4 separate regions of the Homo sapiens genome follow, and all the other regions are linked to region 1. A link is a contact called in ENCODE Hi-C or POLR2A ChIA-PET data. All regions are on one chromosome and are shown on one strand. The core of a region is the stretch at or near the end of the contact, and the rest is flanking DNA. Distances in the headings are between cores, read along the strand shown.

Region 1 (6,197 bases), core at 1,651-4,150:
TTCAAGACCAGCCTGGCCAACATAGCGAAACCTCGTCTCTACTAAAAACACAAAAATTAGCTGGGCATCGGTGGCGGGCGCCTGTAAGCCCAGCTACTCGGGAGGCTGAGGCAGGAGAATCGCTTGAACCCGGAAGGCAGAGGTTGCAGTGAGCCAAGATCATGCCACTGCACTCCAGCCTGGGCAACAAAAGCAAGACTCCATCTCAAAAAAAAAAAAAAGGGGGGACCCTGTCCCCACCAACAAAGCGATGGTGGCCCCCATATGTGCTGCCTGAAGGCAGTGCCCTCCCTCATCTGTCCCTGCACCCCTTGGGCAGCAACCCGCACCTGGTCCCTGCTCCCCTGGGTGAGCACTCCCCGCCTGTCCTTGCCCCTCACCTGGTCCCTGCTCCCCTGGGTGAGCACTCCCTGCCTGTCCTTGCCCCTCACCTGTCCTTGCTCCCCTCGGGCAGCGCGCCGCCCGGGATCTCGATGTAGAGGCTGCCGCCACTCAGCACTGTTCGCCAGTTAATGCGTTTGGCGTCTGTGAGCCTGGACTGGACGTTGAGAATCCTCGTCTTGTCGTTGGACGTTAGTTCCTCTGTTACATTCAGCCGATCATCCTGTCCAGGGGGTGCAGCCCAATTCAGAACCCTGACTCACCCCACAGGACTCCAAGAACCCGGCAGCGCTAAAGCTTGGGCCTAGGCCGTGTTGAGCTCAGGCAACGCCTGGGCTGCAGGAGACTGTGCGCCGGCTCTGATGAAACTCAGGGTTCCCACGATTACATTCAATCACAGGTACGGGCAGCAAGGTGCACAAGAAAGTACCTGTGGCCCCAGAGCAGCCCCAGCAGGCCCGGCCCCATACTCACGGAGTAGAATAAGTTAGCTGAAAGATTGTGATCCCTCTGACTATTCCCTCGCCCACCTGGGATCTTCAGGGGTGGGTGAGGGGCATCAGGAGCACCACCGAGGCCCCGGACCCGGGTTACTACAGCAGTGGAGGGAGACCCTGGAACTGAAGATGATGCAGGTCACGAGGCAGCGCCAGGCTCCGGGCGGAGACCCCTCCAGGGCGTCCGGGCGGCCTTCAGCACATCCCCACCCCTGCCTCGGCCAAAAGACCCCGCCCCGCCCAGGCAGGGGCCCACCCGGTCCCACACCCCCGAGGCTTCCCGAAGGCAGCTCCAACGCCTGCCCCAAGCACCTACAAGGGCAGCAGTCACTGAGCCCCGACTCCTCGGGCGGCGCCGCCCAGGACAGCCCAACCTTCCCAGGGCGGGGGGCCCCTTCCCCTCACGCAGCCCCGCCGGGGCAGAGCCTCACCCCCCGGCCACCAAGACAGCCAGCGCTTCCCCTTTTCAGTTCTGTCGCGGCTTCCCCTTTCCACCCTGCACTACGGCCAAAATCTGGGACTCTTGCTTGTCCCCGCGAAGACCGGGCGGGCCTAGCCTGACCTCATGGAGGACGCGCCCCGCTCCGGCTCCCGGCCGCCCGCCCCCCCGCCCCCGCTCCAGGCCCGGGCCCTCCCGGTTGCGTCATCCAGGCAGACGCGGCCTCGCGCCCCGGGGGAGATTTTCACAATCGCGCAGCCGGCAGCGCCAGCAGCCATTTGCTGCGCAGGGTAAACAGGCCCCAAAGTTGCCTCCATTTTGCACGGCCCCCAAACCGCGGCACCGCCAGCACCGCGGCCCAACCTCCCGATCCGGGGCTGAGCGACGCCCACCTCGGGGGACGCAGTCGGGAAAGCTCGACCGAGACCCCGCGGGCTCCCCCACAACCGCAGCTGGCACCCGCGCCCCCGGAAGCGGGACGCGTCTTCCCGGGAAGCGGCGGGGGTCTTCCCAGGGCGCTGCCGGGCTGTCGGAGTGCGCCACCCCCAGCTCCCCGGCGGCCCCCGCGGAGAAGCCCTGGGTGCCGTCTACGTGCGCGGCCTCGCCCGGCGCGTCCCGGGCCATCCAGACCGACTCGCTCAGGGGCGAAAAACGGGGCCCACGAGGTCCGTCGCGTGCAGGGGCCACATCGAGGCAACAGGGACCCGCGGGAGCTCGTCCACCGCAAAGCGCTCCCCGCTCCCGCAGCGCACGCTCGACGGCCGGGACCGAAAAGTGCAGATTCACCAGCCCCGCGGGCCCTGCCTGTCCGCGGACCAGCCCCCCAAGGCCGACCCCGCCCCCAACCAGATTGCCCCATCCTGCGCCTCCCAAATCCGACCCGACCGCACACCCTTCCTCCAAACCGAATTCCCAGTCTGCGCCCCGCAAATCCAACCCTCGACCAGAAGCCTCTCCCCTCCTCCGAAGCCGAGTCCCATCCCGCGAACCCCGCAAAAGACACACGCCTCCCCCGACTCCCCGTCCTGCGCCCAAATCCGACCTCCGACCCATGCCCCTCCCGCAAATCAGGCGCCCCGGACGGTGCCCCCCAAATCCAACTCCGCACCCTTGCCCCCCAAACCCGACTCCCCCGAGAGCACTGCTAAGGCCGGGGGGGACCTCCAGGCCCGCCCTGCGCCTACCTCGTCCCCGGCGCGATTCTGGCCTTGACAAAGGGGCGGATCTCGCGCGCCGGGGACCTATCTGGCGCCCCGAGGACGGCCCCCCGCAGGCCTGCGCGGCCGGCGCTTCTGGAAGCTTCGGACGGGGGCGGGGCACTTACCTCTCACTGCTGCTGCCGCCGCGGCTGTGCAGGCTTAGGAGCGGCATGGTGCGGCTGGCGTGGATGGTGGCGCTGGGTTTATCCCCTTCCTTCTCTCTGGCGAAGCAGTGGCTATTGAGGATCCGCTGCAGGGAGGATTTCACCATCCGGCCGCTGGGGTCCGAAACCAGGAAAACCTCCGCTGCGTCTCTCCGCGCCGCCGCCGCTGCTCGCCGTTCGCAAAATGGCGCCTCTGCCGCCGCCCGCCTTTATAGATGCTGCGCCCAGGCCACGCCCCCCGCGCCGCCGGGAACGCGACCGCACGAGGGGCAGAGCCGCGGGGCCGCCGGGAAAAAAAGTCGCGCCCGCCCCTCCCAGCGCCTGATTGGTGAAAGGGAAAGGGAAAGGAAGAGGCTCTCTGGAGATTGGTTGGTGAGCCTCGGGCCACGCCCCCTCCTGCGCGCGTCCTTCTGGGGGCGGGGCTGCCGTGGCGCCGGGTACGCGCTGCGCGCGCCCCGAGCCGTCCCCGCCCCCACAATCGTGCCTTGGGGGCGGGGGCGGCTCGCTGGGGCCGATTTTCGGGGGTCTTCGAGTGCCCGTTTGTCTGTCGTGGTCCACGTCGCCCTCCCTAGGGTCCCTTCACGCAGCGGGACCCCTCCCCTGGGTAGGCCCCCGGGTGCTTGGGGGGTTGTCCAACCGCGCCAGAATTATTTCCAGTAACACCTGGTAATCATCGATGATATTACTGGTTTTATTTTTTTAAATTTGGTCTTGCAGTTCTTAAAATGCTTCCAGTGTTTAAAAAAAAAGAACTTCCAATGTTAAAGATATTCAAATTTAGTAAAATATTTCGTGTACAATTTGGACTTAAGCAAAAATTTTACTCCTTGCAGATAAATTCAGATTTTTCCTGTGGAAACTGAAACTTACCCTAAGGAAAAACACTACTCCTGGCAGTTAAAATTCAGAAACACATCTCATGTATGAACTAAAATGTGGATCTCCCAAGGAAAAAACGATTTCTTTGGTGGTCAAGTTCGGTAAACTGTTTCGCCTGTGAGGTAAAATGTGGACTTACCTAGCAAAAATATTTCCCCTCCTGGTTAAATCCAGAAAAAAAATCTCAGGTATGAACTGCACTTTGCTTTTAATAAGCAAAGATATAACTCTTGGCAGTCACATACGGGTACATAGCTTGTGTGTAGACTAAATTATGAATTTAGCAAAAAGTTGCCACTTTGCAGTGAGGTTTAATAAAATATTTTTTATTTCATGTATAAACAAAATTTTGTTCTTACCAAGCAAAAATGCTACTCCTGGCAAATCCTGATTCCTTTCATGGTTTTAATTTTGTTTTGTTTGCGACCGGGCCTGGCTGTCACCCAGGCTGGAGTGCAGTGGCGCAATCTCGGCTCGCTGCAACCTCCGCCTCCCAGGTTCAAGCGATTCTCCTGCTTCAGCCTCCTGAGGAGCTGGGATTACAGGTGCCCGCCACCACGCCCGGCTAATTTTTGTATTTTTAGTAGAGATGGGGTTTCACCATGTTGGCAAGGCTGGTCTGGAACTCCTGACCTCAGGTGATCCGCCTGCCTCGACCTCCCAAAGTTTGGGGATTAACAGGCGTGAGCCACCGCGCCTGCCTGTCTTTCGAGATTTCGTACTGCACCAGAAGGCTGTTGTTGCATCTCTGCTACGAGCATTCGCTATTCAGGTGTTGAGGCAGAAATTAACTCCTGCGGTTGACATTTGGGGCCGCCCTGGGCACTGCAGGGCGCTGAGCAGCGTCCCTGGCCTCCACCCACTCCATGCCTTGAGCACCCCCAGTTGTGACAACCACAAGTATCCGCAGACATCACCCAGTGTCCCTTGGCGGGGGCAGAATCACCCTGGGTGAGACTCCCGAGTTAGGGGATTCCACGGACCCCCCCAAGAGACTCTGCATCCCATGATCCTCTGCCCTGCTGAGGTCCCAGGAGACTGCGCACGTTGAAATCCACACCTTGAGGCAGAGGTTGCAGTGAGCTGAGATGGCGCCGCTGCACTCCAGCCTGGTGACAGAGCGAGACTCTGTCACAAAAAAAACAAAAAAAAAGCAATCCACACCCTGAGTGGGGAAGGAGAGAGGAGAAGCATCCCAGGAGCTGGGGGCCTCCTGGTTTATACCGTTTGCCCCATTAGGAGTTTATCCTGAGGCTGGGCACGGTGGCTCACGCCTGTAATCCCAGCACTTTGGGAGGCCGAGGCGGGTGGATCACGAGGTCAGGAGTGCAAGACCAGTCTGGCCAACATGGTGAAACCCCGTCTCTACTAAAAATACAAAAATTAGCTGGGCATGGTGGCGCGTGCCTGTAATCCCAGCTACTCAGGGGGCTGAGGCAGGAGAATTGCTTGAACTGGCACCCGGGAGGTGGAGGTTGCAGTGAGCCAAGATTGCACCACTACACTCCAGCCTGGGCTACAGAGCGAGACTCCATCTCAAAAAAAAGGAGTTTATTCTGGTGTCTGGTGTGAGCAGAGAACAGACTCTGTTTCAAATAATTAACTCAGGGTCTCCTCCCTCGGACCCGTGGACATTGGGCTTGGATTGTTCTCTGGGGTGGGGCATCCTGGGCAAATGGTATGAACCAGGAGGGCCCCAGCTCCTGGGATGCTTCTCCTCTCTCCTTCCCCACTCAGGGTGTGGATTGCTTTTTTTTTTGTTTTTTTGTTTTTTGAGACGGAGTCTCGCTCTGTTGCCAGGCTGGACTGCAGCGTCCTGGGCACTGCAGGGTACTGAGCAGCGTCCCTGGCCTCCACCCACTCCATGCCAGGAGCACTCCAAGTCATGACAACCAGAAATGTCCCAAACATCATCCAATGTCCCTTGGGGGCAGAATGACGCCCCTAAGTTGAGGACCTCCTCTGGGAACAGAGGCAAGAGCCTGCTCGAAATGAACAGGTCACCGGTGCGATTTCCAGAACAGCCACGACCAGGGAGCCCCATCCCTCCATCCTGACTGCAGCAGCTCTCACTTCCTCCTCCTGCCTGCCTCTGATGGCCGCCTGCCAATGCTGTGAGGCTTCTAGAAGGGCCACCCCCACACTGGCCAGGCCACGTGGGATGAGCGCTAGGATCAGCAACTGCGCCCTGCTGGCCCACCTGGCCGGGTTCCCCAGAAACTCCCCAGGGTGGGAGGTGCTTTGCTGGGAGCTGGGGAGTCTGTGACTGGTGAGGGGCCTCCCGGACAGCAGGGAGAGAAAGAGGCATATCTTTCTCTGGAGGTGGTGAGGCTTGAACTGTCTGAAAGGGACAGCAGAGGATGTGGGGTGGTCAAGGATAGAGGGCCCATGCCTGGGTTTTCTTCTGAAATCAAGGTTGAGGGGATACGGCTGCTGGCAGAGGACGCAGAGAGTATGACTCTGATTGATTGATTGATGGACTGATTTTTTTTTTTTTTTTTTGAGACAGAGTCTCACCTGTAGCCCAGGCTGGAGTGCAGTGGCGTAACCTTGGCTCACTGCAACCTCCACCTACAGGGTTCAAGCGATTCTCCTGCCTCAGCCTCCCGAGAAGCTGGGACTACAGGCGTGCACCACC
Region 2 (6,197 bases), core at 3,698-6,197, 790 kb before region 1:
TCCTGGGTTCAAGCGATTCTCCTGCCTCAGCCTCCTGAGCAGCTGGTATTACAGGCACCCACCACCACGCCCGGCTAATTTTGTAGTTTTAGTAGAGACGGGGTTTATCCATGTTGGTCAGGCTGGTCGCGAACTCCCGACCTCAGATGATCTGCCCGCCTCGGCCTCCCAAAGTGCTGGGATTACAGGTGTGAGCCCGCCCGGCCGAGAGTGAGGTCCTTTTTTCAGGTGTCAAACTTAAGAGGGGCCAGGCGTGGTGGCTCACACCTGTAATCCCAGCACTTTGGGAGGCCCAGGAGGGCAGACTGCTGGAGCCCAGAAGTTCAAGACCAGTCTGGGTAACATGGTGAAACCCCATCTCTATGAAAAACAAAAATTAGCCGGGCGTGGTGGCACACGCTTTTCATCCCGGATACTCGAGAAGCTGAGGTGGGCAGATTGCTTGAGCCTGGGAGGTCGAGGCTTCAGTGAGCCGAAGTCACACCACTGCGCTCCAGCGTGGGTGACAGAGTAAGAACCCTGTCTCAAAAAAAAATAAAAAAGCTAAGGGGATGCCAAATACCTAAGTCATCAGGATAAACACTATTTTGATGCAATCTACTTTTATTTTTTGAGATGGAGTCTCCCTCTGTCGCCCAGGGTGGAATGCGATGGCGCTAACTGAAGAATCTTGCTCTAAAACCTCCTGTGGCTCCCTAGTGCCCTCCAGGTAAAATCCCAGCTCCTCAGCCCAGCAGCACGTGCTGCCATCGTGTCCCGGCCAGAAGCCACACTGCAGAGTGCTCAAAGGCCCAAGGTCAAGATCAAAGGCCTGGGATAACATCGTGGTTCTGCCCCCTACCCACTTGGCCAAGTCACTTCACTTCTCTGTGACTCACTTTCCCCATTTTTTTTCGTTTTCTTTTTTTTTATTTTTTATTTTTGGAGACAGAGTCTCATTCTGTCGCCCAGGCTGGAGTGCAGTGGCACGATCTCGGCTCACTGAAACCTCCGCCTTCCGGGTTCAAGCGCTTCTCCTGCCTCAGCCTCCAGAGTAGCTGGGATTACAGGCGCCCACCACCACGCCTTAATTTTTGTATTTTTAGTAGAGACGGGGTTTCGCCATGTTGGCCAGGCTAGTATCAAACTCCTGATCCTCAAGTGATCTGCTTGCCTCGGCCTCCTAAAGTGCTGGGATGACAGGCCTGAGCCACCCTGCCGGCCTGTTTTCCCCCCATCTCTAAAATGGGTGTGACAACTGTACCTAAAGGTTAAAGTGCTTAAGGCAGCCCCTGGTGCGGAGCAAAAACATACAGACCTGTGTGGCTTGGTTGATTATTTATAGTGTGGGCCACCATTCTGGGCTGCCTTCTATGCAGAAAAAAAACCTATTTTCTAAAAACGATGATTTCACAATGACTCTCTCCTTCACAGGCCTAGGTCCCTGTGGGTGGCCCAGCCCTCACCTCACCGTGCTCAAGGTATCTGTGTCCAGTTCTGCTTCCCCTGACAGTGTGGGGGCTTCGAAAATGGGGCTGTTTGGTCACTGGGCGGGCACACTGATACCGGAAGGCGCCTGCCTAAATAAACACTGGCAGGTGGCCTCCCAGGAGAGGGGGTGTCTGGTCCCCACGGCAGTGGGGGTGGGGTGGCAGGGGTGCTAGCGGCAGGACTGGCTTCAGGGGCAGTCTAGGAACGCAGTCTCTCAGGGCCCTGCAGGAAAAACAAGGGTGTTGCGGTTGGTTGAAGGCTTGGCTGTTACTAAGTAGTATTAATCTCTGTTTCTTTGTTTCTTTTTTTTTTGAGACAGAGTTTCGCTCTTGTCGCCCAGGCTGGAGTGCAGTGGCACAATCTTGGCTCACCGCAACCTCCACCTCCCAGGTTCAAGCAATTCTCCTGCCTCAGCCTCCCAAGTGGCTAGGATTACAGGCGTGAGCCACCATGCCAGGCTAATTTTGTATTTTTAGTAGAGACGGAGTTTCTCCATGTTGGTCAGGCTGGTCTCAAGCTCCTCACCTCAGGTGATCCGCCTGCCTCGGCCTCCCAAAGCGCTGAGATTACAGGTGTGAGCCACCACACCCGGCCACCAAGTAGTAGTAATCTTAAAAATCCAAAATCCTAATCCTTTCTAGCCTCATCTTTTTTTTTTTTTTTTTTTTGAGACAGAGTCTCACTCTGTCACCCAGGCTGGAGTACAGTGGCGCGATCTTGGCTCACTGCAACCACCACCTCCCAGCTTCCAGCGATTCTCCTGCCTCAGCCTCCAAGTAGCTGGAATTAGAGGCGCCCGCCAAAACACCCCGGTAATTTTTGTATTTGTAGTAGTGACGAGGTTTCACCATGTTGGCCAGGCTGGTCTCGAACTCCTGAGCTTGTGATCCACTGGCCTCGGCTTCCCAAAGTGCTGGGACTACAGGCATGAGCCACTGCTCCCGGCTTACAAAAAATGTTAAAATTAGCTGGGCATGGTGGTGCACTCCTGTAGTCCCAGCTACTCAGGATGCTGAGGTCGGAGGATCACTTGAGCCCAGGAGTGGGAGGCTGCAGTGAGCTATGATTGCACCACTGCACTCTAGCCTATGCAACAGAGGACTGTGTCTGAAAAAATTTTTTTAGGCCGGGTGTGGTGGCTCGCGCCTGTAATCCCAGGACTTTGGGAGGCCGAGGCAGGCAGATCACGAGGTCAGGAGATCGAGACCATCCTGGCTAACACAGTGAAACTCCGTCTCTACTAAAAATACAAAAAATTAGCCGGGCGTGGTGGTGGGCGCCTGTAGCCCCAGCTACTCGGGAGGCTGAGGCAGGAGAATGGCATAAACCCGGGAGGTGGAGCTTGCAGTGAGCCGAGATGGCACCACTGCACTCCAGCCTGGGCCACACAGTGAGACTCCACCTCAAAAAAAAAATTTTTTTTTAATAAAAATATTAAAACACTGCTTTAAAGATTATTAATCTTGATCACTGAAGGCTATCACCCTTACCTGCCAAGGTAAGGAGCCTGGGGTTCCAAGTCTATTTTACAGATGGGAACACCCAAGGCCCAAATCAATTGCATTCATTCAAGGGAGCAGGCTGCCTAGTGGATGACGATGATGAAGAGACTGTGTTTCGCACCTGCCAAAGGGGGACCTTAATGTCATAGCCTTATTTCAGTAGCCTCTTTGGGACCTGTTCTCTGCGTGGCAGAGAGAGGGATCCTTTAATAACCGCCACCAGGTCCCATCCCTCCTCTTCCCACGGCTCTCCAGGATTCCCACCTCACTCAGAGCAAAAGCCCAAGTCCAGGGCCAGGCGCAGTGGCTCACACCTGTAATCCCTGCACTCTGGGAGGTGGAGGCGGGAGGATCACCTGATGTCAGGATTTCAAGACCAGTCTGGCCAATATGGTGAAACCTGTCTCTACTAAATATACAAAAATTAGCCAGGCGTGGTGATGCGCACCTGTAATCCCAGCTACTCAGGAGGCAGAGGCAGGAGAATCACTTGAATCCGGGTGGCAGAGGCTGCAGTCAGCCAACATCACATCACTGCACTCCAGCCTGGGCAACAGAGTGAGACTCCATCTCAAAAACAAACAAACAGCTGATCACGGTGGCTCACGCCTGTAATCCCAGCACTTTGGGAGGCCGAGGCGGGCAGATCATCTGAGGTCGGGAGTTCAAGACCAGCCTGACCAACATGGAGAAACCCCGTCTCTACTAAAACTCCAAAATTAGCGGGGCGTGGTGGCACGTGCCTGTAATCCAGCTACTCGGGAGGCTGAGGCAGGAATCACTTGAACCCAGGATGCGGTGAGCTGAGATTGTGCCATTGTACTCCAGCCTGGGCAACAAGAGCGAAACTCCATCTCAAAAAACAAACCAACCAACCACCAGGTCCCGTCCCTCCTCCTCCCACAGCCTTCCAGGGCTCCTACCTCACTCAGAGCAAAATCCCAAGTCCTCCCCAAGACCCACAAGTCCTTGCTGGACTGGCCTGCTTCACCAGCTACAGAGTTAGCAGGGCCCAGTGCAAAAGAAAACTCAAAGGCCCCTTGTTCAAAAATGATTAGAAATCTCAAAATGCAGCAGTAAATATTAACCCAAGCACAAGCCCTGCTGTGGGGTGGGGGGGCCCTGGACAAAAGCACGAAGCCCCCGGCCCTGCCTCCCTCCGGCCTTCCTGACCTCCCCCCGGGCACTCTGCTGCCAGGCACAGTCCTGCCCCAGGGCCTTTGCACCTGTTGGTCCTGCCTCTGACTACCTCTGTACCCCATCCCCCTGTTCTCCCTCCTTCTTCAGGTCGCTTTAGGGGTGGAGGAAGCCGTCTCTGATCCTCCCTCCCACCTCTTTAACTTTGCACCTTCCTACCCTGCCATTCTCCCGGCTGGTTTTTCTGCAGAACTGTCCCCACCATCTGACCTGCCAGGAATTCAGCTTGTGAATTTGTCTCTGTCTGTCTCCAGGCACCACCACCAGGGCAGGGACCCACCCCCGCCCCGCCCCACCCCAGGGCCCTGGAGCAGCGGGGCCTGGCACACAGTAGGCGTTCTATAAATGTGTCACAAGAATGGCTTCCCTCAGGAAGGCGGCATTACCGCTGCCTTTCTGCAGAAAAGGAAACTAAGGCTCAGCAAGAACCACCGCCCAGCCAGAGCCAAGGTCACAGAGCACGTCCGTGGCACGCGTCCAGGTCGTGCCACAGCAGGGCCGGCGGCTTCGACGCGGGCAGCCGGGTCCCTTTTCTTTGACAGATGGGGAAACCGAGGCCCGGCCGGCTGCCGGGTAGGAGAGGGTGGCGGGGGCCGCTGCCCGGGGCGGGGGCGGGCCGGGCCCAAGGTCACCGCGGCGGGCGGGCCACGGGGAGGCGGGCCGGCGTGGGGATCCGCAGGCCTCCCCGGGCGCGCGCGTCCCCCCCCTCGGCGGCGCGCACGGGGCACGGGCGGCGGCAGGTGGAGCCGAAGCCTCCGCAGCAGCCGAGCCGCGGCCACTGCCGGCGTCGCCGCCATTAGACAATAGCGGTGGGGCCGGGGAGCGGGGAGGCGGGCGGCGGGGAGGGGCGGGGAGGGGCGCCGGGCGCGCAGGAAGCGGGGCCCGGGGCGCGCCGGGGCCGGGCGCGCGGGGAGGGGGCGCAGGAAGCGGGCGAGGCCGGGCGCGGGAGGCGGCGGCGGCCCCGGGAGCTGCCGATCGGCGCCGGGACAAAGGCGCGGCCGCCCGGCGCCCCCAGCAGCCCGAGCCGGGGCGCACAGCCGGGGCGCAGCCCGCGCCCCCCGCCGCGATTGACATGATGTTTCCACAAAGCAGGCATTCGGTAAGCGGGGCCCGTCCGGCCGGCGCCCCCACCCCGGATCCGGGCCCTACGCCCCCGACCCCCGGCTCCCGGCCCCGCGCCCCCCAACCCCCAGGCCCGGTGCCTCCGGCCCGGCGCCCCCCCCAACTCCCCGGCCCTGTCTTCCCTCTCCAGCTCCCAGCCCGGCGCGACCCCCCTCCCCTCCTGCCGCCGGCCCCCGGACACCCCCCCTCCAGTTCCCGATCCACCCCAGCTTCCGGGCCCCGAGCCCCCCCGCCGCAGCTCCCGGCTTGGCGCCCCCCCCCCCCAACCCGCCGGGACAGTCAGGGCCTCGGACGGCCTTGGCCTCGGGCCTGGGGCGCTCCGGAAGCCCCGCGAGGCACCTCTAGCCCGGGGATCCTTTGGGGGCCTGTGGTGGGGGGGGTGATCCGAGGCGCACCCCTCCCGGAAGAGCGTGTCCCCGAGGAAGGGCGCTGGGAATCTGGGGTTGGGCCCCCCCGGAAGATTTCGAGCACCGAGAGAGAGACCCCTCCCCCAAGAGGACTTTGCAGGGAGGAATCGCTGCCCCCCAACTTGGGGAGGGGGCTCCCTAGGGCGCGTTTCTACCCCCCTCGGATGTGCACTCCCTCCCGGCGCTTTGGAGGGCGGTAGAGGGCGCACCCTGCCCCCCATCTAGGGCGGGCCTTAAAACGCACCCCCACTGCCTGGGGGTGGCGGGGGACGGGGCGGCTCCGGGCGCACCCACCCGCTCGGCTTCCCCCGGGAGAGGCGGGGGGCAGGAAGCGCGGGTGGGGTCGCGCCAGGGGCCGTAAACACGGGCCCAGGAAGTGGGGCAGGAGGGGGGGCGCCGCAGCTGCGCGGCCGCTCCCTCCTAGCCGGCCCTTGAGGGGGGTCCAGCCCACGCCTGGGCCTGACCCGGGCCGCCCCATCCCTACAGGGCTCCTCGCACC
Region 3 (6,197 bases), core at 2,804-5,303, 770 kb before region 1:
AACAAACGTTAAAAAGAAGATTCAGATTGGGCCATGCGGCCAGGGGTTTGTTCAACCCCCATCTGTGCTGTGCCTTCCAGGGGGACCAGGCTGGGCGAGTTTGGGGCCCAGCAATGAGCTCTCCAGGGAAGGAGGGAGGGTGGAGATAGAGACGGGAGTCCATGGCGATCCTAGGAGGGTGAACCCCCAACTGGGTACAGAGGGGTTACACGTGGTGTGGGTGATGGGGTTGCTGCAATGACCAGAAGGCCCTAGGGGCTTAAAAATGGGGTTTGTCTGTGGTGCCAGCCCCAGCTCTGCTTCCGCACCCCAAATTGTCCCCGCTGGGCCGCACACACTCCCACACAATAATAACGGTCGGGGCCTTTTCATCTATCGAGCTATTTGATCGTGTGATGACTCAATGAGACGTTTCTATAATTATCCCACTGTACAGGATCACAGTGACGCAGTGGCGGAGGTGGGGTTTGAACCCAGGCTTGCACATCAGTGACACTGGGTCTCACAGCCTCTGGAGGTAGTGTGATCTCTGCGATCTCAGCTGACCCCTACAGGTTGTGTTAGCGCTGGGCAGGTTAGCAGGGGACCTGGCATCGCGTCCGTCATGCTGGGTGACCTTGGTGAGGCTCTATCCCTCTATGGGCTTGTCCACTTACTCTCCCAATAAATACAGTGTAGCCGGTGGTGTGTTGGGGCCTGGGCAGACCGTACACACAGGAGGGAGCAGATAGTATGTGTTCCCAGAGCCACGAGGCCTCGGAAGACTGAGGGAAGCTGAGCAGGTAGGAGGAGGGGAGCTACTCTAGCCAGGCTGGCCTCTCTAGGATGTGATGTTTGATCTGAAAGGAAGAGAAAGGCTGGCCGTGGTTCAGGCAGAGGGAACAACCAATGCAGTGCAGAGGTCTTGAGGCTAGACTCTGGTTTGAGGAAGAGGGAGAAGGCCTGTGTGGCTGGAACAGAGGGGGAGAAGTGGGAGGAGGTGAGAGGAGGGAGGCGATGGAAGTCAGATCACATAGACAGAGGTAGGGAGTTTGGATTTTATGTTGAGGGCAATAGGGAGCTATGGAAGGTTCTTGAGCAAGGGAGGGATGGACTCTGATTCACTTTTTTTTTTTTTTTTTTTGGAGTGGGGAAAGGATAGAGTTTTGCTCTTCTTGGCCAGCCTGGAGTGCAATGGCACGGTCTCAGCTCACTGCAACCTCCGCCTCCCGGGTTCAAGCAATTCTGTCTCAGCCTCCCAAGCAGCTACAGGTGCCCGCCACCACACCCAGCTAATTTTTTTTTTTTAATTTTTATTTTTTTTTTGAGTCGTGGTTTTGCTCTTGTTGCCCAGGCTGGAGTGCAATGGTGCGATCTCAGCTCACTGCAACCTCCGCCTCCCGGGTTCAAGCGATTCTCCTGCCTCAGCCTCCCAAGTAGCTGGGATTACAGGCATGCGCCACCACCCTGGCTAATTTTGTATTTTTAGTAGAGACAGGGTTTCTCCATGTTGGTCAGGCTGGTCTTGAACTCCCGACCTCAGGTGATCCGCCCGCCTCAGCCTTCCAAAGTGCTGGGATTACAGGCATGAGCCACTGCGCCCGGCCTTAATTTTTGTATTTTTAGTAGAGACAGGGTTTCACCATGTTGGCCAGGCTGGTCTCGAACCTCTGGCCTCAGGTAGTCCCTCCATCTTGGCCTCCCAAAGTGCTGGGATTACAGGCGTGAGCCACCACGCCCAGCCCTGATTCACATTTCAATGGATCATCAAGGATGTGGGTGCAATGGAGAATGCATAGCATAGATGTGGAGCGTGAGGGGAGAGTGGGAGAGAAGGACCCTTTAGGACATAGTGGGGGCTGGACACAGTGTTTCACACCTGTAATCCCAGCACTCTGTGAAGCTGAGGGAAGAGGACTGCTTGAGCCCAGGAGTTGAAGACCAGTCTGGGCAACATAGTGAGACCCTGTCTCTACAAAAAAATTTTTTTTAAATTAGCTGAGTGTGGTGGTACACACCTGTGATTCCAGCTACTCCGGAGGCTGAGGCAGGAAGACGGCTTGAGCCCAGCGAGGTCAAGGCTGCAGTGAGCTATGACGGTGGCACTGCACTCCAGACTGGGTGACAGAGTGAGACCTTGTCTCAAATAATAATAAGGACAAAATAAATGTTGGGAGTACAAATAGCTACCCTTTATGGAGCATTTACTATGCATTATTATTATTGTTATTGTTATTATTATTTTTTTGAGACAGAGTCTCGCTCTGTCCCCCAGGCTGGAGTGCAGTGGTGTGATCTCAGCTCACTGCAACCTCCGCCTTCTGGGTTCCAAGGATTCTCCTGCCTCAGCCTCCTGAGTAGCTGGGATTACAGGCGTGTGCCACCTTGCTCGACTAATTTTTCTATTTTTAGTATAGATGGGGTTTCCCCACGTTGACCAGGCTGGTGTCGAACTCCTGACCTCAGGTGATCCACCCATCTTGGCCCAACTAAGTGCTGGGATCACAGGTGTGAGCCACTGCACCCGGCCTACTATGCATTATTGTAAGTACTTTATAGGCCTTATTTGAAGATTCTATTATTAATCTTGTGTTCCAGACAAGGAAACCCAAGCAGAGTAAACGTGCCTGGCACTGAGCCGTTGTCACTCTGGGACTTCTCCCCCAGCCGCCCAGTTCTTACTCAGGGAGAGGCTGGAGTTCCTGAGCCCCTCAGCCAATCCTAGTGCCTCCTACCACGGGCTCCCAGGCCCTGACTCCTGCTGGTCAGAACCCACTGTGACTTCAGGACCCATGCGAAAGTAGGCACAGGGGCCTTCTAACCCTAGGGGGTATCTACCTCCCCGACACTTCACAGCTGGGGGATGTTCCCAGATCCACACAGCAAAGCTAGGGGTCAGAGCCCAAGGCTCACTCTGTCACAGGAAAGGGCTTAAGGCTGCCCCATCTTTCTTCTGTCCACTTAGGGTTAGGGTAATCTAAAGGCACTGCTCAAATGAGGCAACTCCTATGCATTCTGCAAAACCCTAGCTTAAATACCGAAACCCAACATCTTTTTGTTTTGTTTTGTTTTTGTTTTTGTTTTTGAGACAGAGTCTCACTCTGTTGTCCAGGCTAGAGTGCAGTGGCGCGAACTCGGCTCACTGCAACCTCTGCATCCCAGGTTCAAGCAATTCTCCTGCCTCAGTCTCCTGAGTAGCTGGGACTACAGGAGCGTGCCACCATGTCCGGCTAATTTTTGTATTTTTAGTAAAGACCGGGTTTCACTATGTTGGCCAGGCTGGTCTCGAACTCCTGGCCTCAGGTGATCCGCCTGCCTCGGCCTCCTGAAGTGCTGGGATTACGGGCGTGAGCCACCACGCCCTGCCCCAACATCTATTAAATACTACCACCCAACATCTAGAAAGCTATCCCAACTTCCCAATGGGGGCGCTAAATCCTGGCTGAGCCTGCCCCCACTCCCACCCCCAGCTCTGATCCTCCCTAACCCCAACCCCGACCACAGGGGTTCTGAGAGAGCTGGGCTGTCTCCCCCTCCTCCCAAACTTGGGAGCCCCTCCTTGAGTTTCCACCAAGGTCAGCCCTGGCTGCTCCCAGGCAGAACAGCACGGAGTATGGGTTTCATGAAAGTTTTGTCCAGCAATCTCACTGTGCATCTGGGTAAACTGAGGCTCAAAGAGAGGCCCTGGAGGTTCTAGGGAGATGGCTCCTCATGTTCCTGGGTGGAAGGAAATGTGTGTGTGATTTTTCCGGGGGGCACACCGCCAAGCGTGGCGGGGAGCTGAGGCTCAGAGGTCACCCGCGAGCCCGGGGCCAGCGGGAGGGGACAGGCCTGGCTGGTGGCCCGGCAGTTCGGCTGGAGGGGGCGGTAGGCAGAGGTTGGCGGTGTCGGAAGCCAAAGGCTTGGCCTCCCCGAGGGAGCCGCTTTCCCGGCCCGGGTCGGATCAATGGGCTGTAATTATACCGCGCCGGGCCGGGAGCCGGCAGGGAGGGAGCGGGAGCTGGCGGGAGGGAGGCGACGGGCGGGAGAGCGCGGGCCGGAGAGGTACCCACGTTACTTTGATTGACAGCCTGGGCGGGAGCCGCGCGGGAGCTTCTGGGAATCGTAGTCTTTTTCTGAAAACCCGTGCTCTCCTCCAGCTTCCACGCTCGGGGAAACTGAGGCACAAGGCCCAGCACCACCCCCCTCCACCCCTGACTACCTATAGGCCCATCCCCCCCACCTGGGGGTAAAACTGAGACCGTTCCTGGAGCCCCCAGGCTCGGGTAAGAGCTTCAGCTCTTCGCCGGGCGTCCAGCGTGACTTAACTACTCTTTGCTTCAGTTTACCTATCTGTGAAATAGGGAGAAAGATGCAACCTCTGCTCCGCCAGCTAGCTGGTAGCATATTGCACGAGGGTCCCTTGTTTTGAAGGGGAGATAGGCCAGGCTTGGGGGTGACTCGCTTTCCCCTGTTTCTGGATAATAATGGAGCCTTAGCCCCCCCTCCTCCAATCCGGTCGAGCTCGGGCGTCCACTAGGGTCTCAGATTCTCCTAGGGAGGGGGGCCACACTCGCCAAACCCCGCCGGGAGCGCCGAGCTGCCTTCCGATTGGCCCTACTGATCCCAGTGCCTCCTGCCATTGGTTGCTGGTCTCCTAATCCCCATTGGCCAGTTTCCTATGTGACGTCACTGACCCATGTGGGAGCGTCGCGAGCGGATTGGCTGGCGCCCCCAGCCAACCACCGCGGAGAAAGGAATTTCCACAGTAGCTGGGGCGGCCAGGCTGATTTAAGGTGGTCTGAGCAATCCGGGGTCCCAGCGCAGCTTCTCAGCTTTTTCCCTTTTTTTTTTTTCCGTAAACCCACATCCACAACGTAAAACCCTAGCCAGGAACCAGGGGCTGAGCCTCTCTGTAATGGGAAGGGGGAGATCGGCGGCTGAGCTCCTTTTCCCCTCTGGCAGCTTCTTCCCTGATGGTGCAGCTGGGGAAACTGAGGCGCAAAGAGGGGGTCCGTGAAGTCCCGCGTGGCAAATGAAGTCGCTGGGGACTCTACCCACGTTGGAACACGCCTGGCAGGTTGCTTCCCTGCTTCCTGCTCTGGCCGGATGTGGTATTTTGGGGAGTTATGGAGTCACAGGCGGCCAAGGGTTCCCCAGTATGCACACAGTTGCTGGCAGCAGAGTCTCCCCAAATTCCACCCGCTGCTCCCAAAGTTGGGGATGTTGCTGCCCAGAGCAAAAACTCCTCCTTCCTGGCGGATCACACACTAAGGGATGGGGTGTGTTCCTGTGTGCGTGTGTGGTCTTGTGGCTTCTCGGGCAATCCACAAATCTGTATTTACCCTCCCCGGTGCAGTGTGCCTGTTAGAGGGATCTGAAGACTGCTGGGTAAAGATCCCCTGCTCTAGGGAGCCTCAGCTCACTCACCGGGCAATGCCCCTGTTCCTCGCCCGGCTCTGCCTTCATCCTTAGCTCGCTCCTGTGCTGACACTGACCCTATGTGACCCTGGGAGGGTACGTGTCCCTGTACCTCTGTCCCCACCAGATGCTCTGGGAGCCCCTCCCTGGAAGGCCTAGGGCTGGATCTTCTCTAGGAATCCAGCCTCTTGCAGCATGTGGAGGTGTTCGTAGACTAAACATCCATTTATCCACCAACACCAAGCAGTTTATATCCAGTGTGTGTATGTGTGTGTGTGTGTGTACGCGCGTATGGAGAAGACAGGAGGCGAAGAAGACAGGAGGCTGGGGGAGAAGGCTTTTGCAGGAGACAGTTTTTGGGTTGGGCCTTGAAAAAAATGGACTTTCTCCAGGCATAAAAGGAGGGGGAGGGAATTCCAGGAAGAGATAACAAGCAGGGAAAGGCTCAGAGGTGGGAAAGAAAGGACACAAATTAGGTGATCTGGCCAGGGTGGCTGGAGGGGGTTGGGGGTGTGGTGTGATCTGGTGGAGGAAGGTGAAGCTGGCTGGGGCAGGGTTGCAGAGGTTCCAGTGCTAGGGTGAAGAGCTGGAAATTTATCCCTAGGGCAATAGGGAGCCAGGGGAGGGTTTGAGGGAAGGAGGGCCAGGCTCCAATTGAAGATCACCAAAAACAAAGGCTGCTCAGAGGGAGGAGGTGGCTGTGGTCCAGATGGGAGAGAGGACAAAGGCCTGGTCAGGGTGGGGGCTGCTGGGGTGGGGAGAACGGAGGAGGGTTGCAGGCCAGGTGTTGGGAATAGAGGGCTAGGGTGATGCTCTGG
Region 4 (6,197 bases), core at 1,781-4,280, 630 kb before region 1:
GGAACACCAGGTCAGGAGATCAAGACCATCCTGGCTAACAGGGTGAAACCCCGTCTCTACTAAAAATACAAAAAATTAGCCGGGCGAGGTGGCGGTCGCCTGTAGTCCCAGCTACGCAGGAGGCTGAGGCAGGAGAATGGCGTGAACCCCGGAGGGCGGAGCCTGCAGTGAGCCGAGATCGCACCACTGCACTCCAGCCTGGGCGACAGAGTAAGACCCTGCCTGAAAAAAAAAAAAAATTCAAAGGAGGCAAAATTAAAACTCTGTATGGTGATAAATAATAAATGGTAAAGGTAGAGAGAATGAAAAAAAAAATCAGGACAGTGGTTACCCTGGGGGCAGAACAGAGATGAGCGCTGGGAGCAGCACACAGGTGTTGAAGAGAGGCCGGAGGCCTATTTATGCGGGCAGTAAGGCCACTGGTGTTTATATTAAAACTTAATCCAGGCCGGGCGCGGTGGCTCACGCCTGAAATCCCAGCACTTTGGGAGGCGGAGGAGGGTGGATCACTTAAGGTCAGGAGTTTGAGACCAGCCTGGCCAACATGGCGAAACCCCGTCTCTACTAAAAATATAAAAATTAGCCGGTCGTGGTGGCAAGTGCCTGTAATCCCAGCTACTCGGGAGGCTGAGGCAGGAGAATTGCTTGAACCCGGGAGGCGGATGATACAATGTGTGGAGATCACGCCACTGTACTCCAGCCTGGGAGACACAGTGTCTCCAAAAAAGAAAAACAACACTTAAAGCATAAACTAAACCCACTGCTTAGAAACGGCTCCAAGACAGCACAGGTGCAACCTCAGAAAGGCTAAAACGCCCACAAGCACATCTCCAGGACAATCGTCTTTCCCATGCTCAGCAGCCTCAATCAGCATGAACAGTTCCCGCTGCGGCTGTTCTACGAGGCAGGAGGACTGAGCAAGTGGAGGCTGCCCAGCCAGACCCCGCTGCACCCTCAGCGGCCTCCAGTGCAGGCTCAACTGTGGGCTCAGCTGGAGTCACCGGTCTTGGGGCTCACCTCCCTGCTCCAGGTGCTACACTTTAAATGCCACAAAGACCCTCATCCCGTAGAGTGAGAATGCAGCAGAATCAGTGCTTTCCACCCCTTGTGTAAGTGGGGGAAGGGAGTTCCAAGGCAGTCTTTATGACTTTACATGGCCAGAAACTGCTTTTCCCAGTCAGCAAACAGATGATGGATCAGTGAAGCAATACTCCTGGTGACAAACTGGAAACTAACCAGAATGGAACACGCCTCAGTTTTACAGGTTTTTGCAGAATTTGCATTAATCTCATGTCTAGCTGAACTGAAATGGAACACGATCACACACTGTCGCAAACTCTGCACCTTGTATGGAAGAATAACTATTATTTTTTGTCTGATTGCTTTGGCATTTGAAAAACTACTATTTTTATGAACATTTTAATCCATCTCTAGCTGCTATAAGATGTGGAACTGCGCACACTTTCTCTACAATTCTGGTGGGAGACAGAATATTCCTGAGAGACTTCCTTAGGCCATGCTTAGCCTGTACCCCACGATAAACAGGTGTTATCCTGACGGACCAGAAGGCAGAAAACACACTTGAACATTTTCCTATTGTCACTAAGGAGAAGAAAAAAGCCAAACAGGAGAACAGTACAGTACATTTACTGACACCGGCTGCCCGAATAAAGCTTTCACAGCATTAGTGATACCCTGCAACAAAACCCCCAGGGCAGCTAACTCCCACCGCTGAGGTCGTCCCCCAAACTGCCTCTGACCCCCAGGCCGTCCCTTGCCATCCCCCCAAGCTGTCCCCTGTAAGGTTCTCTGAGCTGGCCGCACCATGGTCAAGCCCCCCGCCCTTGTGATAATGTACTTTGTGATATTCCCCCGCCCTTGTGAATGTACTTTGTACGATACGTCCTCCTCGCCCTTGTGAATGTACCCCGCCCTTGTGACAATACACGCTCGCGCCCTTGTGAAGGTACTTTGTAATATTCCTCCCAGCCCTTGTGACAATACATCCCCCAAGCCCTTGTGAATGTACTTTGAAACATCGTCGCCGCCCTTGAGAATGTACTTTGTAACACCCACCAACTGTCCTCAAAAAAACTGCTCCTAACTCCGATGCCTGTCCCAAACCTATAAGGACTAATGATTGCCGGGCGCGGTGGCTCACGCCTGTAATCCCAGCACTTTGGGAGGCCGAGGCGGGCGGATCACAAGGTCAAGAGATCGAGACCATTCTGGCCAACATGGTGAAACCCTGTCTCTACTAAAAACAAAAATTAGCCGGGCGTGAGGGCGGGCGCCTGTAATCTCAGCTACTCCGGAGGCTGAGGCAGGAGAATCGCTTGAACCCGGGAGGCGGAAGTTGCAGTGAGCCGAGATCACGCCACTGCACTCCAGCCTGGCGACAGAGCGGGACTCCGTCCCAAAAATAAAAAAAATAAAAAAATAAAACCAATAATAATCCCATCACCCTTTGCTGAGTCCTTTCTCAGACTCAGCCCACTTGCACCCAAGTGAGTAAACAGCCTTGTGGCTCACACTAAGCCTGCTCAGGTGACCTCTTATACGGACACGCGTAACATCCCCAACCTGCTGACCGTCCCTTGCCGTCCCCCCAAACTGGTCCCTGACCCCTGACCGCCCCTACCGTCCCCCCAAACTACCTCCAGCCCCCCTCCTGCCCAGGCCTCCCCCTAAGTTACCCCCAAGCTCCTTGCCGCCCCTTCCGTCCCCCCAAACTGCCCCCAGTCCTCCAGCCCGGCCGCTGTGATGGCGTCCCCGGGTCCCAGGTGCTAGTCCTGCGCCGCCCCGCGCGTCCCTCAGCCAATCCCGGCCGCAGACTTCGGCGGACTCTGGTTCCAGCCGGTTCCCGTCGCTCCGACCGTCCCCTGGCTCTGCTCCTGCCTCGCACTCACCATGTCTCCCCTGCTCCTGGGCTCTCCAAGGCGAGCTCTCCGTGGCCTCGCGGCCGGCGCAGCTGAAAGGTACAGGTACTCCCGGGCCGCTCGTGGTAGGCAGGGCACGCGCGGCAGGGAGGACGAAACGTCCCGCCCTCGGGGCCTCGGAGCTCAGGAAGCGGCGCCCTGATTGGACAATCTCTAAGCCCCCGCCCTTTCAACGCTCTGAGCGGACAGCGTTTTGGACACGCCCCCTTCACCCCTGGGGCCTTCGATTGGACACTACTGCAAACCTGCAATCCGCTTCCCGGTGTCCGCCCCGTGCCTTGATTGGACAGTTTTCCGGACCCGCCCCCGGAGCACCTGATTGGAAGATAACTTCCGCGCCGCCCCGCCTCCTGTCGCCCGAGTGACCGGCGCGTAGCCAACGCTAGTGGCTGACCCGCCAGCGGTGGACACTCCCGTTTGCGCGAACTCGCTCTGGCCCGGGGTGAGCCCAACCTCTCCCCGCAGCTCGGCCGCGCCTCCCGCGTCCTTCTCCCGAACGGGCACGAGAAGTCCAGACTCAGTTTCCCCACGGAGCAGCCGGAGTGCTGCGTGGAGGGGAGGGGCGAGCGAGCGGCGTGGGTCGCGTGGGGTGAGCCCTTCGTGGGGCGGGGTCCTCAGCCGTGACGTCACCGCGCTGCCCCGCGTGGGCGCGGACCCCATGGAGGCCCTGCCCCGTGCTGGAGCACGTGCTGTCAGTGTCCTGATTTTTTTTTTTTTTTTTTTTTTTTTTTTTGAGGTGGAGTCTCGCTCTGTCGCCCAGGCTGGAGTGCAGTGGCGCCATCTCGGCTCACTGCAAGCTCCGCCTCCCGGGTTCAGGCCATTCTCCTACCTCAGCCTCCCGAGTAGCTGGGACACAGGCACCCGCCACCACGCCGGCTAATTTTTTTGTATTTTTAGTAGAGACGAGGTTTCACCGTGTTAGCCAGGATGGTCTCGATCTCCTGACCTCGTGATCGGCCCGCCTCGGCCTCCCAAAGTGCTGGGATTACAGGCGTGAGCCACCGCGCACGGCCAGTGTCCTGATTTTTTTACCCAAACGTTTCCCAGCCTCCTGTCCTTCCCACAGGCCCCTGCACTTTGGCTCGCCCCCGACATCTGAGCCTGCACTAAAATAAGGACCAAACCTCGAGTCACCTGATCCCGAAAATGGGCGGACCCCAGGGAGCCCCTATCCTGTCTGGCCTCGCTGGATTTGTTTTTTTGTTGGACATTGTTTTTTGTTTTATTTATTTTTTTATTTTGAGACGGAGTCTCACACTGTCGCCCCGGCTGGAGTGCAGTGGCGTGATCTCGGCTCACTGCAACCTCCGCCTTCAGGGTTAAAGCGATTCTCCTGCCTCAGCCTCCCGAGTAGCTGAGATTACAGGCGCCTGCCACCACGTCCGGCTAATTTTTGTATTTTTAGTAGAGACGGGGGTTTCACTATGTTGGCCAAGCTGGTCTTGAACTCCTGACCTCGTGATCCGCCTGCCTCGGCCTCCCAAAGTGCTGGAATTAGAGGCGTGAGCTACCGCGCCCGGCGGACATTCTTTAGATCAAGAAATCCGGGGCCGGGCATGGTGGCCCAAGCCTGTAATCTCAGCACTTTGGGAGGCCGAGGCGGGTGGATCACGAGGTCAGGAGATCGAGACCATCCTGGCTAACACGGTGAAACCATCTCTACTAAAAATACAAAAAAATTAGCCAGGCGTGGTGGCGGGCACCTGTAGTCCCAGCTACTCGGGAGGCTGAGGCAGGGGAATGGCTGAACCCGGGAGACGGAGCTTGCAGTGAGCCGAGATGGCGCCACTGCACTCCAGCCTGGGCAACAGACGGAGACTCCGTCTCAAAAAAAAAAAAAAAAAACAAAATCCAGGCCAGGCGTGGTGGCTCACACCTATAATCCCAGCACTTTGGGAAGCTGAGGTGGGTGGATCACCTGAGGTCAGGAGTTCAAGACCAGCCTGGCCAACATGGCGAAACCCTGTCTCTACTAAAATACAAAAATTAGCTGGGCCTGGTGGCGCGTGCCTGTAATCCCAGCTACTCAGGAGGCTGAGGCAGGAGAATCGCTTGAACCTGGGAGGCGGAGGTTGCAGTGAGCTGAGATCCTGCCACTGCACTCCAGCCTGGGCAAAAGAATGAGATACTGTCTGAAAAAAAAAATTAAATTTAATTTAAAAATAAAATTAAATAAATAAATTTGGGATAAACCAGTTAACTGTCTCTCAATCTCTCTCTCTTGTTTTTTTTGTGTTTTTTTTTTTTTGAGACAACGTCTTGCTCTGTTGTCCAGGGTAGAATGCAGTGACAAGATCATAGCTCGGCCGGGTGCAGTGGCTCACGCCTGTAATCCCAGCACTTTGGGAGGCCGAGGCGGGTGGATCACGAGGTCAAGAGATCGAGACCATCCTGGCCAACATGGTGAAACCCTGTCTCTACTAAAAATACAAAAATTAGCTGGGCATGGTGGCGAGCGCCTGTAGTCCCAGCTATTCGGGAAGCTGAGGCAGGAGAATGGCTTGAACTAGGGAGGTGGAGGTTGCAGTGAGTTAAGATCGTGCCATTGCACTCCAGCCCTGGTGAAAGAGTGAGACTCCATCTCAAAAAAAAAAACCAAAAAACAAAAAACAAAAAAACCAGCTCACTGTAAACCAGAACCCGTGGACCAGTTAACTCTTTTTATTTTTTGTAGACAGGCTCTACCTATGTTGCCCAGGTTGATTTTGAACTCATGGCCTCCCGCCAGGACCCCAAAATGCTGGGATGACAGGCATGAACCACCGTGCCTGGCCCACTGAACTCAATATGCTTACAGAATGCAAATGCATTTGAATTGAGGAGTCTTCGCCCTCACAAAGTTGTTTATATACCCATGGGCGACCTCTCTGTCACCTTCTCATGAGATACCTGAAATTGTCCTCACACAGACCCGGCAGGTGGTGTTTAGCCTCTTCCTCAATATTTTATATACTTTTTCCAGAAAATGAAATTTTAGTCCATCAATACATTTAATTATGTATATTGCACGTATTTTATCAAGTTCTGGCAGTTTTGCAGTTATGTTTAGTTTCTCAGAAAAGCAATATTATCACTTCCAATGACAAGATTTACTTCTACCGTTACATTCTTTTTATCTATCATGGTGATTTTTGACGATGTTACATTCAAGCAGGGATAAATAATTGAAGTGAAAATGGGTGTTCCTTTCACTTGGAAGCCTGCTGGCACCTACCTGTTCTTCTCATGTTCTGTAGCCAGACCTTCTATGAGTAGCAG

Evidence for each region. A loop is a pair of places that touch in the nucleus more often than their neighbours do. ChIA-PET counts read pairs that join two places held with the same protein, here RNA polymerase II (POLR2A). Pooled maps may share reads with other maps.
Region 2: a loop to region 1 is called in a pooled map, with 14 times the contacts of the local background. The contact joins the promoter of TLE5 here to the promoter of OAZ1 in region 1. A Hi-C loop is called at or near these places in 4 of 50 pooled maps. POLR2A ChIA-PET finds 5 or more read pairs at or near these places in 2 of 52 experiments (B cell and activated CD8-positive, alpha-beta T cell).
Region 3: a pooled map shows a loop between it and region 1 (8-fold over the local background). The contact joins the enhancer-like site here to the promoter of OAZ1 in region 1. A Hi-C loop is called at or near these places in 7 of 50 pooled maps.
Region 4: a loop to region 1 is called in a pooled map, with 12 times the contacts of the local background. The contact joins the promoter of ZNF57 here to the promoter of OAZ1 in region 1. A Hi-C loop is called at or near these places in 6 of 50 pooled maps.

Annotation. Positions count from the first base shown.
Region 1 is chr19:2,266,189-2,272,385 of GRCh38, reverse strand. It overlaps OAZ1 (ornithine decarboxylase antizyme 1), which reads right to left and starts at 2,900. Exons shown (of 5, transcript NM_004152.3): 1 at 2,642-2,900; 2 at 856-1,001; 3 at 432-604. The coding sequence starts at 2,787. LOC105372240 (a long non-coding RNA gene) reads left to right here and starts at 3,133. Exons shown (of 2, transcript XR_936242.3): 1 at 3,133-3,284; 2 at 3,514-3,893. RefSeq lists silencers at 1,059-1,398, 1,409-1,608, 1,819-1,878, 2,844-3,333 and enhancers at 2,587-3,201, 5,697-5,866.
Region 2 is chr19:3,061,245-3,067,441 of GRCh38, reverse strand. TLE5 (TLE family member 5, transcriptional modulator) reads left to right here and starts at 4,947. Exons shown (of 7, transcript NM_001130.6): 1 at 4,947-5,268; 2 at 6,185-6,197. The coding sequence starts at 5,242. LOC105372242 (a long non-coding RNA gene) reads left to right here. Exons shown (of 4, transcript XR_001754027.2): 3 at 616-709; 4 at 1,414-1,496. RefSeq lists silencers at 365-573, 1,482-1,671, 4,732-4,941, 5,864-6,133.
Region 3 is chr19:3,034,152-3,040,348 of GRCh38, reverse strand. It overlaps a transcript of TLE2 not described here. Among named protein-coding and RNA genes, the nearest start is that of TLE2, 8.0 kb to the right of the region's middle. RefSeq lists silencers at 3,849-3,908, 4,569-4,738 and an enhancer at 4,879-5,078. Within about 2 kb of position 4,053, at least 38 of the 41 ENCODE cell types and tissues checked have a DNase peak (open chromatin) inside an H3K27ac peak, as active enhancers do.
Region 4 is chr19:2,897,761-2,903,957 of GRCh38, reverse strand. ZNF57 (zinc finger protein 57) reads right to left here and starts at 3,030. Exons shown (of 4, transcript NM_173480.3): 1 at 2,910-3,030. The coding sequence starts at 2,912. RefSeq lists enhancers at 2,833-2,982, 2,842-3,413 and a silencer at 3,593-3,642.